Linked DNA regions of Homo sapiens: region 1 is linked to region 2. Evidence: chromatin loops called from intact Hi-C (ENCODE). Cell type or tissue: K562. All regions are shown on one strand. Each heading gives the region's core, and the rest is flanking DNA. Links, peaks and the distances in the headings are about the cores only. Region 1 has its middle 41 kb from the start of LINC02693. Region 2 overlaps LOC105371589 (a long non-coding RNA gene).

Region 1 (6,987 bases), core at 2,756-5,255, 68 kb before region 2:
ACATTTCATTATACAATTGATCTACTGTAGTTGATTTTATTTCTTCTGGCTTATTTTACATTTATTGGTTTACCTTGTGGGTTTTTTCCTCTGGTTATTGATCACTCTAGTTATTAATTTCCTTTTTCTAACCTTGTTACTCTTTCCATTTCATTATTGGCATCTACCCCTTCTCTGGAGTTCCTAATCAAACACATATTCTTTAGCATGTGATTCCATGGGGATTTTTTTTCTCAGCACTGTCATCTGGAGCTCCAACCTGTTGGTCTATAGACTCAGGTCTTTCTTTCTGCTTCAGTAAATCTATGTGTTGTTTGATTTGATTGTTGTTTTTGTTGTTGTTGTTTATTTTCTCTCTTCCCCTTTCTCCTTTCTTTTCTCTTCCATTTTCCTTTTTCTTTCCCTTCTCTTCTCTCTCTTCTCTTCGTTCTCTTCTCTTCCTCTCTCTTCTCTCCCTCCCCTCTCCTCCCCTTTTCTCCCTTCTCTCATCTTCTTTTCTTTTCTTTCCCAGGATCTCAGTCTGTCACCCAGGCTGGAGTGCAATAGTACAATCATAACTCATTGCTGCCTCAACCTCCCAGACTCAAGCATCTCTCCCAACTCAGCCTCCTCAGTAGCTGGGACTACAAGTGCATGCAAAAACACTTGGCTAATTTTTGTATTTTTTGTAGAGACAGGGTCTCACTATGTTACGCAGGTTGGTCTCAAACTCCTGGGGTCAAGCGATCCACCCACCTCAGCCTCCCAAAATGTTGGGATTACAGGCATGAGTCACAATGCCCAGCTCATTTAATCTTAGTTTGTGTGTTAATCATTTAACCTTCATCATTCCCCAAATCTCTCTTTAAAACTACCTTATAAAGATGTAAATCACTATAACTCTTATGTCTCTTCAACTTTTTTATATAAAGTGACAACTCAAAATACACTTTTCCATTTAATGTTATTTAATAAAAACCATTCTATTTTTTATGCTAGTATCTCCATTTGGCCATAAAACAATATATCTAGAAACAAAGTGTGAGCTTCAACAGAAACAATGATCTACTGTTTCTATCAACTTTTTACTATCCATAACCCTTCGCTTCCCATCTATCTTCCTCAAACAAATTGAAGTTAATTATCAACTTGAAATTTCTAGAGCTTATGCAACTTCAATTCATTTGTCTTTCCCTTGCTTTATTCAGCTCTACTGCCAAAATTACAACCTTGGTTAAATGCAACTGTCTGTGTGTCTAATCCTTGCCAGCACCCATGCAGCTGAACATGCCCAAAAGAACAATATAGCAATGATTTTCAACATTTTATATCCAGGCCAGAACTCTCCCCTGAGTTTCAGATTTATATGTTTAAATGCTTACTTAACATCTCCAATTAACTATTTAATGGAAATCCCAAAATTAATATATCCACAACTGTCAAATTCTTCACCTACATCATCTCCCATTTTACAAAAATTCCATTTTTTCCTAATGAATATTTACCATAGTCATCATTTTGCTCGAATATTTCCTCAAAGTGGTGCTTACCTTAATCGTATTACTAAAACTTTTTCTAAGCACTTCATTTTTCTGCCCTGCTTTGTTTTCCTCCTTAGAACCACCTGATGCACTGTATATTCTACTAATACACAGTTTGTTTCTCTTACCTGCTAGAATATAAATTATATAAGACCAGCGATTTTTTACATCATGTTTACTTTCCAATGCCGTACCAAGATCAGTAACCGACACTGAAACAAAGGTAGATTATTCAATTTTTTAAATGTGTCCTGTGGATTACTAGAACTGCAAAACTCACTTCAATAAGTCTACGACAGTTAAAAAATACATTCATGACACCTTATCTTCTTGGGGAATTACAGTGATTTCTAGTTTTTAAAAGTAAGAAGACATAAACTTCAGTTTGAAACCAGGACTCATCATCCCATAGTTAGAGTTGGACTTCTTTGTGTGCTCAGGGACTACAGAGAGGTCAGGGGTGTTGGCCTCAGCCTCTTTGACAAGGGAAGCGGGCACTCTGTGAGCTCAGGACCCCTGTCCCTAGCTAGCCTGGATGATGGCAGAGTCTGGCTCAGCCAGGTCCCTGGCCTGCACAAAGCCAGTGGCACCAGGTGAACATGCCCAGCTCAGTGACTGCCTGGAGCAGGTGTGGGGCAGCCAGACCCAGTGGGTATGGGCTTGGGAGCCTAGCCGCAGAGGATGAGCAGGACAGGGGCAGTCAGACAGCCCTTAGAAGGCCGCCATCCCTGAGCTGCAGGAAGAGATCCCCTCATCCAGCTCCTCCCCAGGGTCCCACTCTGGATCAACAGGAAAATGTAGCCCCTCAAGTGGTTGTGCATAACTGGACAGATGGGAAACACGCAGCTGAAGGCCATGTGGATAACCGCCTGCTGGTATCCCAGTTGACATCCCAGTACCACATATCGCTGAAACCCAGGTCACCACATCACCAACTGTCAAGTCGATGTGAACTGTTGATTGTTGACGAGTCCCAGGATCTTTTCTGCTCTTGAGCCTGACCATGAGGTAGTAGATGCCAAAGTCAGGCAAGGATTGCCAGGCCTGATGGAGGCACAGATGGGCCTGGTCGGTAAGAGCCAGGCCACATTCTGAGGGCTTCCAGGATCCGTGGGATGAGCTGCTTGGCCTTGAACTTTTGTGGAAGTGCAGGGTTGGGGGTGTGGAGGGAGTACCAAGACCACAGAGGCTGAGGCCCCTGACAACGGCGCCACTGCCCTGGGGGTGGTTGCCGAACCCGGTGCCTGTCTGCTGGAAGGCCTGCACCTCGCTGGCGGCTGTTCCCTGCACGGTGCAGCCCCTCCTGGGAAGCCAGCGGCAGCCCCTGCAGCATGCACCCGGCTGCTTCTGCCCCGCAGGTGGGGGTCGCTTGCCTCCGGTGAGTTGGATGCAGAACTCACAGCCAGAGACACTAACACCAGAAATGCCGTCACAGCCCTTGAGGTTGAGCTGCCTAGGGTGTGGGGCAGGTGTGCACTGGAGCGTGGCCTGGCTCTCATGGCAGGATTGCATGGGTTCCTTGAACAGCTCCCAATGCTGGCCTTAGCCCTTCAGGGTCAGCTTCTGGGGCTGGGAGATTTGGGGACACTCCTTGACTTATGTGACAGTGGCCAGGCTTCCAGCCCTTCTGTGGGTACCTAGCCCTCCAGCTTCTCCTCCAAGCTGTTGAGGGCTGCGTCCAGGCCATCCAGCCGAGTATCCACAGCTGGCTTGCCCATCTCCCCTCTCTGAGACAGCCTCTTTCCATAGGACTGCAGGGATGAGACACCATCAACCCCTCCTAGATGCAGCCCAGCCCTCCAGCAGCAGATCTCACTGAACAGCTCGCACAGCGGGGTCCAAGCCTTAGAAGTCTTGGGGCTGAAAGCGCAGCCAGAGGCGCCTGGCCCTGGCGCCCCGTTAAATGAGGCACGGCAGGTACCAGAGCCCTCTGTGTAGCAGGGATTCGTCCAGCGGGCGTTGGACCCTGGCGGGCGAGGGAGGGTCAGGCGGCGTCGGTCACCGGCTCAGCAGGTGGTCGCAGGCCTGGGTTGGCCACTGTCCCAGAAGTGAGCCAGCCTCCCCGGAAGAGCGCTGGAGCGAAGCTCCCCGCTAGGACCACCTTGGTCAGGTTGCACACCTCCTCGTCCGGTTCCTTCTAGTCTCAGGGGCTGGAGTGGGGCTGGAGGCAAATGAGCCCCACCTGCGGGGCAGGAGCAGCTGAGTGCATGCTGCAGGGGCTGTCACTGGCTTCCCAGGAGGGGCTGAACAGTGCAGGGAACAGCTGTCAGCGAGGTGCAGGCCACCCTTGGCCTTTCAGGAGACAGGCTCGGGACTCAAGCAACCACCCCCAGGGCCTTGGCGCCTCCGTCAGGGGCCTCAGCTTCTGCAGCCTTGGTGCTCAGGAACTGGAGTGGAGCCAGCTCCGGGACGCCGGGCACTGTGGAGGCTGTAGGTGGCGGCCGCGGCCCAGAAGCACTGACGAAAGCGCCTTGACAGATCAAGTCAAAATGTTACCGAGGGCCGGGCGCGGTGGCTCGTGCCAGTAATCCCAGCACTTTGGGAGGCCGAGGCGGGCGGATCACGAGGTCAGGAGATCGAGACCATCCTGGCTAACACGGTGAAACCCCGTCTCCACTAAAAATACGAAAAAAATTAGACGGGCGCCATGGCGGGCGCCTGTAGTCCCAGCTACTGGGGAGGCTGAGGCAGGAGAATGGCGTGAACCCGGGAGGCAGAGCTTGCAGTGAGCCGAGATTGTGCCACTGCAGTCCGGCCTGGGCGAAAGAGCAAGACTCCGCCCCCCAAAAAAAAATGTTATTGAGAAGGCCAGTTCATTCTCTAGGATGCCAGTGGCAAACAAACATGAGGATGACCAGGGAGACGAGGATTTTGAGTGCTTACTTTATAAAGTGTCTATAATATCTGCAGCAGAAGAATTTAATGGCAAGTTGTTCAGAAGATAAGCCTGGAAATCTTAAATGTCCTATACTCCTTTTTAATTATATTGTATGTTACATACTCTTTGGGGCAAGAATGATGGAGATTATGGAAGTGGAATAAGGGCTTTCCCTCTCTGTTTGCTTCAGACCACTTCTTTGTTACCATTATCACAATTGGTACAGTTAGCTGGATGTTGTGCTAAACACATTAAAGACATGTTATTGGATGCGCATTTTAACCATATGGGATAGGTTTTATTAACAGGGTGTGAATATGGTTCAAACAATTTCCCCAGAGTATGTAATGGATTAGCCAACACTAGTCTGTTTTCCTCCCAAGCCCTCTTGACTATTATTATATATTCTTCCCATGAGAGACCAGGAGATGCCTAAAGAAAGGGATCGAGGGAGCAGAAGACGTTTTGTGAGGAGGAGATATCTGAATGGTACTTCAGTATAAGTTGCTACACGGTTGTGTGCTATGACGTCTATCCACAAATAACCCAGTTTACCCCATAAAACCTTCAACCAACTTTCATGTCTCAATTTTTCTTTGAAGTATTCCTCTGAGTGTTGAAGAGAAGTATGAAAATTTGCTCCACAGTAAACTGCAGAGATAAACAGATGGCTATGAAAATACTACAACTATTATTAAGGAAGACGGCTATTTGCCTTTTAGTATAAATTGAGTCAATGAGATGCATAAATATTATTTCCAATATCAGTGAATATTTGCCTGACATAATTTATTATTATTATTTTCATTTTTAATTTGTAGATACCGTTGCACATATTGTGTACAATATGATGTTTATTTTTTTATTTTTTTTTATTTTTTTATTTTTATTTATTTTATTGATCATTCTTGGGTGTTTCTCGCAGAGGGGGATTTGGCAGGGTCATAGGACAATAGTGGAGGGAAGGTCGGCAGATAAACAAGTGAACAAAGGTCTCTGGTTTTCCTAGGCAGAGGACCCTGCGGCCTTCCTCAGTGTTTGTGTCCCTGGGTACTTGAGATTAGGGAGTGGTGATGACTCTTAACGAGCATGCTGCCTTCAAGCATCTGTTTAACAAAGCGCATCTTGCACCGCCCTTAATCTGTTTAACCCTGAGTGGACACAGCACATGTTTCAGAGAGCACAGGGTTGGGGGTAAGGTCACAGATCAACAGGATCCCAAGGCAGAAGAATTTTTCTTAGTACAGAACAAAATGAAAAGTCTCCCATGTATACTTCTTTCTACACAGACACGGCAACCATCCGATTTCTCAATCTTTTCCCCACCTTTCCCCCCTTTCTATTCCACAAAACTGCCATTGTCATCACGGCCCATTCTCAATGAGCTGTTGGGTACACCTCCCAGACAGGGTGGTGGCCTGGCAGAGGGGCTCCTCACTTCCCAGTAGGGGCGGCCAGGCAGAGGCGCCCTATTTTTTTATTTTTTATTTTTTTATTATTATACTTTAAGTTTTAGGGTACATGTGCACAATGTGCAGGTTAGTTACATATGTATACATGTGCCATGCTGGTGTGCTGCACCCATTAACTTGTCATTTAGCATTAGGTATATCTCCTAAAACTATCCCTCCCCCCTCCCCCCACCCCACAACAGTCCCCAGAGTGTGATGTTCCCCTTCCTGTGTCCATGTGTTCTCATTGTTCAATTCCCACCTATGAGTTAGAATATGCGGTGTTTGGTTTTTTTTTCTTGTGATAGTTTACTGAGAATGATGATTTCCAATTCATCCATGTCCCTACAAAGGACATGAACTCATTTTTTATGGCTGCATAGTATTCCATGGTGTATATGTGCCACATTTTCTTAATCCAGTCTATCATTGTTGGACATTTGGGTTGGTTCCAAGTCTTTGCTATTGTGAATAGTGCCACAATAAACATACATGTGCATGTGTCTTTATAGCAGCATGATTTATAGCTCTTTGGGTATATACCCAGTAATGGAATGGCTGGGTCAAATGGTATTTCTAGTTCTAGATCCCTGAGGAATCACCACACTGACTTCCACAATGGTTGAACTCTAGTTTACAGTCCCACCAACAGTGTAAAAGTGTTCCTATTTCTCCACATCCTCTCCAGCACCTGTTGTTTCCTAACTTTTAATGATTGCCATTCTAACTGGTGTGAGATGGTATCTTATTGTGGTTTTGATTTGTATTTCTCTGATGGCCAGTGATGGTGAGCATTTTTTCATGTGTTTTTTGGCTGCATAAATGTCTTCTTTTGAGAAGTGTCTGTTCATGTCCTTCGCCCACTTTTTGATGGGGTTGTTTGTTTTTTTCTTGTAAATTTGTTTGAGTTCATTGTAGATTCTGGATATTAGCCCTTCGTCAGATGAGTAGGTTGCAAAAATTTTCTCCCATTTTGTAGGTTTCCTGTTCACTCTGATGGTAGTTTCTTTTGCTGTGCAGAAGCTCTTTAGTTTAATTAGATCCCATTTGTCAATTTTGTCTTTTGTTGCCATTGCTTTTGGTGTTTTAGACATGAAGTCCTTGCCCATGCCTATGTCCTGAATGGTAATGCCTAGGT
Region 2 (6,987 bases), core at 2,320-4,819:
TGAGAGTTTATGAATGCCATGGCAACGTCAGGAAGTTATCCTATACCGTCTAAAAGGGGGAGGAACACTCAATTCCAGGAATTGCCCACACCTTTCCTGGAAAACTCATGGATAATACACCCCTTGTTTGGTATATAAGCAAAAAGTAACAATAAGTACAAGCAGTTGAGCACCCCATTCCACTGCTCTGCCTATGGAGTGGCCATTCTTTTATTATTATTGTTATTATTATTATTGAGACAGAGTTTCACTCTTGTTGCCCAGGCTGGAGTGCAATGGTGCGATCTCAGCTCACTGCAGCCTCCATCTCCTGGGTTCAAGTGCTTCTCCTGCCTCAGACTCCTGAGTAGCTGGGAATACAGGTGCCTGCCACCACACCCAGCTAATTTTAATATTTTTGGTAGAGACGGGGTTTCTCCATGTTGATCAGGCTGGTCTCAAACTCCCAACTTCAGGTGATCCGCCTGCCTCCTCAGCCTCCCAAAGTGCTGGGATTACAGGTATGAGCCACCGTGCTTGGCCACTGGAGTCGCCATTGTTTTATTCCTTTACTTTCTCTAATAAACTTGCTTTCACTTTATGGATTTGCCTCGAATTCTTTCTTGCACGAGATCCAAGAATTCTCTCTTGGGGTCTGGAACAGTGCCCCTTCCCAGTAACATAAATATGTAATAAAACAAAGGTCCATAACTTGACCCAATTGGAAACACAAAATTTACTATAAGGATTTATATAACAAAGAGATAAAAGGGGCCGTGATTGGCTTTTGTGCCTGTGCAGCATGGGCTCCAGATTAACAAATGCACCAATTGACAAAGCTTCATGAACTTAGTCAATGCTGGGACTCAAATTACAGTTATACCTGGGAATCTCACTAAATTTAAACACTGCAATGCCTGTGATCCTGGCAAAATAACTATAGAGGAAAAATAGCCATGCTTTATTTTAACTGTAGCTTTGCCTAAATTTCTCATAAGCATAATACTCATTGCCCTAAAACATGCTCTAACACAATGAGTAATATGTATGATTCAATTAAGTCTTTGGCACCTACAAATTGGCTTGGACCTTGGAGGTCCCCAGTAAAAATAGTTAATATTGCTATAATTATGAGGTAAATTGGACCTTGCAGGTCCCCAGTTAAAATAGTTAATATGACTCTACGTAAGTTATAGCAAGATGTGTTAGTCTGCTAGGGCTACCAGACACTGGGTGACTTTAACAATAGAAATTTATTTTCTCACTGTTCTGGAGGCTGGAATTCCAAGACCAAGGTGCGGGGTATTTGGTTTCTCTGAGGCCTCTCTCCCGACCTGGGATGACCTTTCCTATGAGCACACCCAGCACTGAGGTCTCTTTATGTCTCCAGATTTCTTCTTTTATAGCGACACCTGTCATGTTGGATTAGGGCCCACCTTAATGGTCTCACTTTAACTTAACCACTCCCTTTAAAGGCTGTATCTGTAAATTCAGGCACATTCTGAGGTACTGGGGTAAGGGCTTCAGTATGTAATTTTGGGAGAGACACAATTCAGATGTACAGGACCTTCAAGTTTAAAACTTAATATATAAAACCTAATTAATAAAAGGGTGATTCTCTCTACTGCTTCTCCATTTGACAGCTCAGTCTTGCCTGTGCTTAAGCCTGGAAAAAAATAAATGGTGCTTCACAGTGGATTACTACAACCTTAACATTGTAATCCTTTCATTAAGACCCCATACCCAACACCCAGTATTATGGAACTTACTGACCCCATCCAATCAACAACTGGTAAATATTTTGCTGTTATAGATTCGGCTATCATGTTCTGTTCAGTGCCTATTTCAATAGCCTCTCTGCCTTAATTCACCTTCACCTGCAATGGGACACAGTACTTCTTCTCTAGGCTACCCACGGGGTATCCCAGCAGCGTTGCCACCACATACAATCTTCATAGAGCTCTTAACTGCACCCGTTTCTCCAGGAGCTCAGGGTGCCCCAGACCTTCATCCCAGACAGCATTGCCCTGGAGCTCACAGCTGGAGATGACATCACCACAGACATCCCCAACCCAGCCCTGTCCTGCAAGCAGGATTCTGGCCTCCCTAGTTAGGCCTCAGAACTGGCTGATCACCTGGCTTCATAAACCTGGGTGTTTTCAGGGAAATTTTTGATCTCTACAAACCGTGACATGTAGAGAGGGAGACATATCTGATTCAACAGTCCCTGATCCACTGATCCATGGACATATTTGCCCACAAGGAATAACCAAGAATCTCTCTCTGGTGGAGGTCAGGGGCATTACATGAGCTGAGTAGAGCTTAGTTTTTAATCCCTAGACATAGGCAAGGTGTTTAAGTTATTACGCTTCCAAGCAGCATGGCCCTCACTCACTCAAGGTGAGATAAATATTGCTGCAAAGGAACAGCAGCTGCATTGTTGGAGTTTCGCTTTTGAGGCATGTGTGTGTGCGTGTGCGTTGATTTCTTTCACAAAATACATTTTCAAATACTTCCTCACTCCAATCAACATTGCCCCTTCCTTTTAAATAAATTTTTTGAAAACTAATAAGCCTATTTTATTTATTTACATTTTTTATTTACATTTCTTTACAAACTGTTCGCTATTAGTCTACAGTGAAAAGTCAACACTTTATAAAATAAGATTGGCATTTAAAAGCTTCTCAATTCTAATACTTTGAAAGGCTACGCCGATTTTCAGAAAGTCTGGGCTATTCAAAATATTTTACAAAATTCTGAAACTTTGAAAAGCTGCAAGATTTGGAGACAGCAAGACGAGGCGTTTTTTCTTATATCCAGTTTTGTTCGTTATATGATGAAATAAGCACTTTTTAAATTAACAGCTTGAATTCTAAAATATATTTTTGAAAATCAATAATGATTTTTGTAAAAATAGAAAATCTGTTGTACTTTTATCTTAAAATTCATTTCTTATCTATTTTCTAGATTTGATGTTTTGCCATTTTAAAGAATACTAGACAAGAGGATCTCAATCTGGATCACTATATTGGGCTCCTAATATCCTGATATAATTTTAAATCATCCCAAACAACGCATTATTACCATATACATCAGCATTTCCCAAACTGTGCTATAAGCTATGTATACTATTGATATTTTTGAGCTAAAATATACTTATAAATACATAAAAATATATTTATCTAGGTGGTGTTATGCAATAATGCACTTTTCAAAAAGAAATGATATACCAGTCTCAAGAATACCCGGAAGCTGCATGAAAATTCTTGATTCCTTTTATATATAGTGACAGAAAAAGATGTAAATATAACAATTGGTTATTTTTATTGTATAAAGTTTTTTCTATAAGCACATGTGAATTAAGTATTCATTATTCCACATTCCCCATGTCACCAACGCTGGGTGCCCACAGCACAGTTATTCTAACACTGCAGCTGCGGGACTGAGGGTGGCAGACTGGGCACCTGCACTGAGCCACATTCTTCACACAGTCGGACCAGCCCTGAGCCGGGGGCAGAAACATCCTGACGTGAAAAGCTGTTTGCCAAGTACAATGACCACACGTTTCGTCTATTTTGAATACACCATCACAACAAACTCTACGTTCTTGACAGATGAGACAGGCAGATATGATCTTTGAAGGCGAGTGAGAATGACGTTCACACAGACTCCCATCCTCCCTCACATGACTGGAGGATTAAATGGCGGCGGAGGGGTGGATGTTCAGCTCAGGGGCAGATTAGTGACACTGTCACAGCTATTTTAGGACCTGAAATATTTATATGATCCTATTCCAAACCCTAATACATAAACAATGAACTCAAAACTGTACACAAAGGGAAACAAAAAACCACTCTGACAGTGTCCAGGTCCCTCATAAACTCCCCAGAAGTCAAGGAGGTCCAGGCTGTTCTCAAATTCCTGGGCTCAAGCGATCCGCCCACCTGGGCCTCCCAAAGCTCTGGGATTACAGGCATAAGCCACCACACACGGCCTAATAAGTTCTTTTGATATGTTTGGAATGAATGTGTTTCCAAGGGTAAAAGCTTACAATGACATCTTTCTTACCTGTAAGATACCCGAAGAGCAGAGAGAGGGTCCCCAGGCTGGCTAAGCATCCAGAATGCTGGAGGAGCTTTAAAAACATAGATATGAATTATTGTGCTTCACCCCTTACTTACTGAGTCACAATCCCAGGGATGGAAGCGCCCAGAGATCTGTCTTTTCAGAATTTCTCTGGCTCTCCAGATGGTGCTGACAATCAGGCAGATTGAGAGCCAGTGCTGCAGGCAGCTCGTCCCAGACCTCGGGAGCAGGGGAGTCACCCAGGGCTAGGTCAGACTGAAGGTTCTGGTGCATCAGGGGTGGGGAGGGGCTTGAGAGTTGGCCTTTCCAACAACCTTCCCAGAGGGGCTGGTTTGCTGATCCTCAGACCAGGCTTTGAGGGTGCACAGCACTCTTCCTCTAGGTGTGTGTCCACATACCTGGCACCTTTGTTGTTGCATTGCCCCAGGTATAAAGTGCAGGGTGCCCCCTCTACGCCTTCAGCCCTGCTCTCTCCCCTGCTGACCCCCAAATCTCTGGGGCTTGGACTTGCCTTTATAAAGGGACCTCTCAGCTCAGGGGAGGGCCCTCCCCACTGGCCCCCTCTTCCCAAGGCCCAGCATCAGTGGGAGCTGCTTGAGCAGCCCCTCATCCTGAGGGGTCTATGTGGTGTGAAAGGCTGAGGGACACTGTTCTGTTTATTGTCAAGGGCCAGGAAACAAAGCCTGGAAACAAAGTCTGGTATTGCTCAACCCAGTGGTGACGAGTGACAAGATAGGGTGGGGTGCAGAGGAGACTCCCACACACAGCAGGACCGAGTGAGCATCAATTCTTCCTTCTAACACTGGCACCAAGGAGAGACCGCTGTCCCTTCCCATAAAGGCAGTGGACAATTGGAAGCATCGCTTGGTGTGCCAGCTCCTTTGGGGCAGGAGAACAAGAGGAGCCCCATCCCAAGCACAGTGGATGATGAAGGGGGTCCCGGGCTCCCCAGATCCTGGGCTTCTCTTGATTCTCAGTGTTAAGCTTGTTGATTGAATATAGTTGGTTAATGTGGACCCCAAGGCAAGGAAAAGACACAGGCCAAGAAACGGGGGCTTCAGTCAGCTCTGAAAAGTCAGGAAGAGCATTTGTCTTTTTTTTTTTTTTGAGACGGAGTCTCGCTCTGTCACCCAGGCTGGAGTGCAGTGGCGCGATCTCAGCTCACTGCAAGCTCCACCTCCTGGGTTCACGCCATTCTCCTGCCTCAGCCTCCCGAGTAGCTGGGACTACAGGTGCCCGCCACCACGTCTGGCTAATTTTTTTTATTTTTAGTAGAGATGGCGTTTCACCATGTTAGCCAGGATTGTCTCGCTCTCCTGACCTCATGATCTGCCTGCCTTGGCCTCCCAAAGTGCTGGGATTACAGGCATGAGCCACTATGCCCAGCCAGGAAGAGCATTTCTAACATCCAAATGCAAACGTCTGCCACCCCGGGCTGCTCCCCTCTGGAAACTGCACTGCAGGGCACAGCACGTCCCAGGTTTGCCTTTCCTAATTCCCTGCACCACCCAGCTCCCGCCTCCCTCACTTTGCGGGATGAGAGGCCCACACAGACAGTTCCTTCTCACCTTTGAAATGGCAGTGGTGGCTGCAGCCTGGGAGCTGAGGCCATCCCAAGCGGGTGAGACCCCCACCAGGGGCCCTGGGTGCCTGCCGGCCACAGGCCGAGCCATCCAGGCTATGCACAGGCACGCCTCAGCCACCAGGATTTCTTTCCTGTGGAACTGGGCCTTCCATCCAGAGAGTCTTGCAGCAGAGAGCAGAAATGGGCTTTCTCTCTGCTGGTGTAGGAAAGCCATGGCAGGAAGGTGGTACCAACAACACACAGCTGCCTGTCCCATGTGGGGTCCCACACCTGCTGCCTCCTGGCTTTCCTGCCCCTTTCCTTTGTAAGTGTGTTCTTTGATTAAGTGTCCTCATTTTAATTGTGTCCAAATGTTCACACTGTCTCAAGTGATGCTGGAGCCACAGCCTGGGGCCACTGCAGGTCCTTCCTCTGGAGCAAAGGGTCTTTGTCACAGTGTTTCTCTAAAAGCATATCCATCCTGAGTGACACTTATTTTAGAAACAGATAGAATTGCTGAAAAAAGGGTTGAGCATTTGAAAATGTCTCCAGATTTCAAAGAAGTTGGCCACTATCTATGGGGAATTGGGGGTGAGTAATGGCTCTTTAAGTAAATGAGGACAGACCAGGCGTGGTGGCTCACGCCTGTAATCCCAACACTTCGGGAGGCCGAGACAGGTGGATCACTTGAGGTCAAGAGTTTGAGACCAGCCCGGCCAACATGGTGAAACCCCATCTCTACTAAAAATACAAAAATTAGCTGGGCATGGTGGCGTGAACCTGTAATCCCAGCTACTCAGGAAGCTGAGGCAGGAGAATTGCTTGAACCCAGGAGATGGAGGTTGCACTGAGCCAAGATTATACCACTGCACTCCAGCCTGGGAGACAGAGCAAGATTCCATCTCAAAAAACTGTAAATGAGCACAAAATCCCAAAGGCTAGAGCCACCGCCCAGAGCAGGTTCAGGATTGAAATGCCCCCGTGGTTCCCCTCCCACCCGAATGCTCTATTTCAAAATGAAGGTCCAGGACAAGGGGAGAGCATGTCATTACTAAGGTTCAGTGTTAAATAGAGACGTTCTTCCACCGATGACAGCCATGATGGGCCACCTGAGCTTTCTTTGGTTTTCCCTGCCATCTGCATGGTCCTCCATTGCACTTGAACAAGGAGTCCTGAGGGTCCAAGTAACTTGCAGAGATTGCTGTGCTGCCAGGAGCGAGTGAAAGAAGAGGCGAGAGCAGCTGCCTCAGCTAAAAAGAAAGCCAGAGGAGAGGGTGGGTATTTAGGGAGCGGGGATTTTTAATTTCAAGTGAATTCTGTAATTAAGGACAAGGGGTGGTGGTGGTGGGGCTCGGGGC

The links. Hi-C counts contacts between places; a loop is a spot of excess contacts. Peaks named below come from ENCODE experiments on the same cell type or tissue, not always from the same donor. Only the 100,000 strongest peaks of a DNase experiment are listed, where the experiment ranks them.
Region 1: a loop joins it to region 2, with 5 times the contacts of the local background. A loop is called at or near these places in 1 of 110 quality-filtered maps.

The regions. Positions count from the first base shown.
Region 1 is chr17:21,589,465-21,596,451 of GRCh38, reverse strand. It overlaps the pseudogene LOC100533653. Among named protein-coding and RNA genes, the nearest start is that of LINC02693, 41 kb to the right of the region's middle. In K562, for the core only: a CTCF peak has its summit at 3,943 (motif pointing right); no DNase peak of the experiment used is centred there; H3K27me3 peaks cover 1,518 bases.
Region 2 is chr17:21,520,957-21,527,943 of GRCh38, reverse strand. LOC105371589 (a long non-coding RNA gene) reads right to left here. Exons shown (of 4, transcript XR_934332.3): 4 at 6,675-6,879. Among named protein-coding and RNA genes, the nearest start is that of LINC02693, 27 kb to the left of the region's middle. RefSeq lists an enhancer at 5,166-5,666. In K562, for the core only: no CTCF peak of the experiment used is centred there; a DNase peak (open chromatin) is centred at 3,673; H3K4me3 peaks cover 259 bases.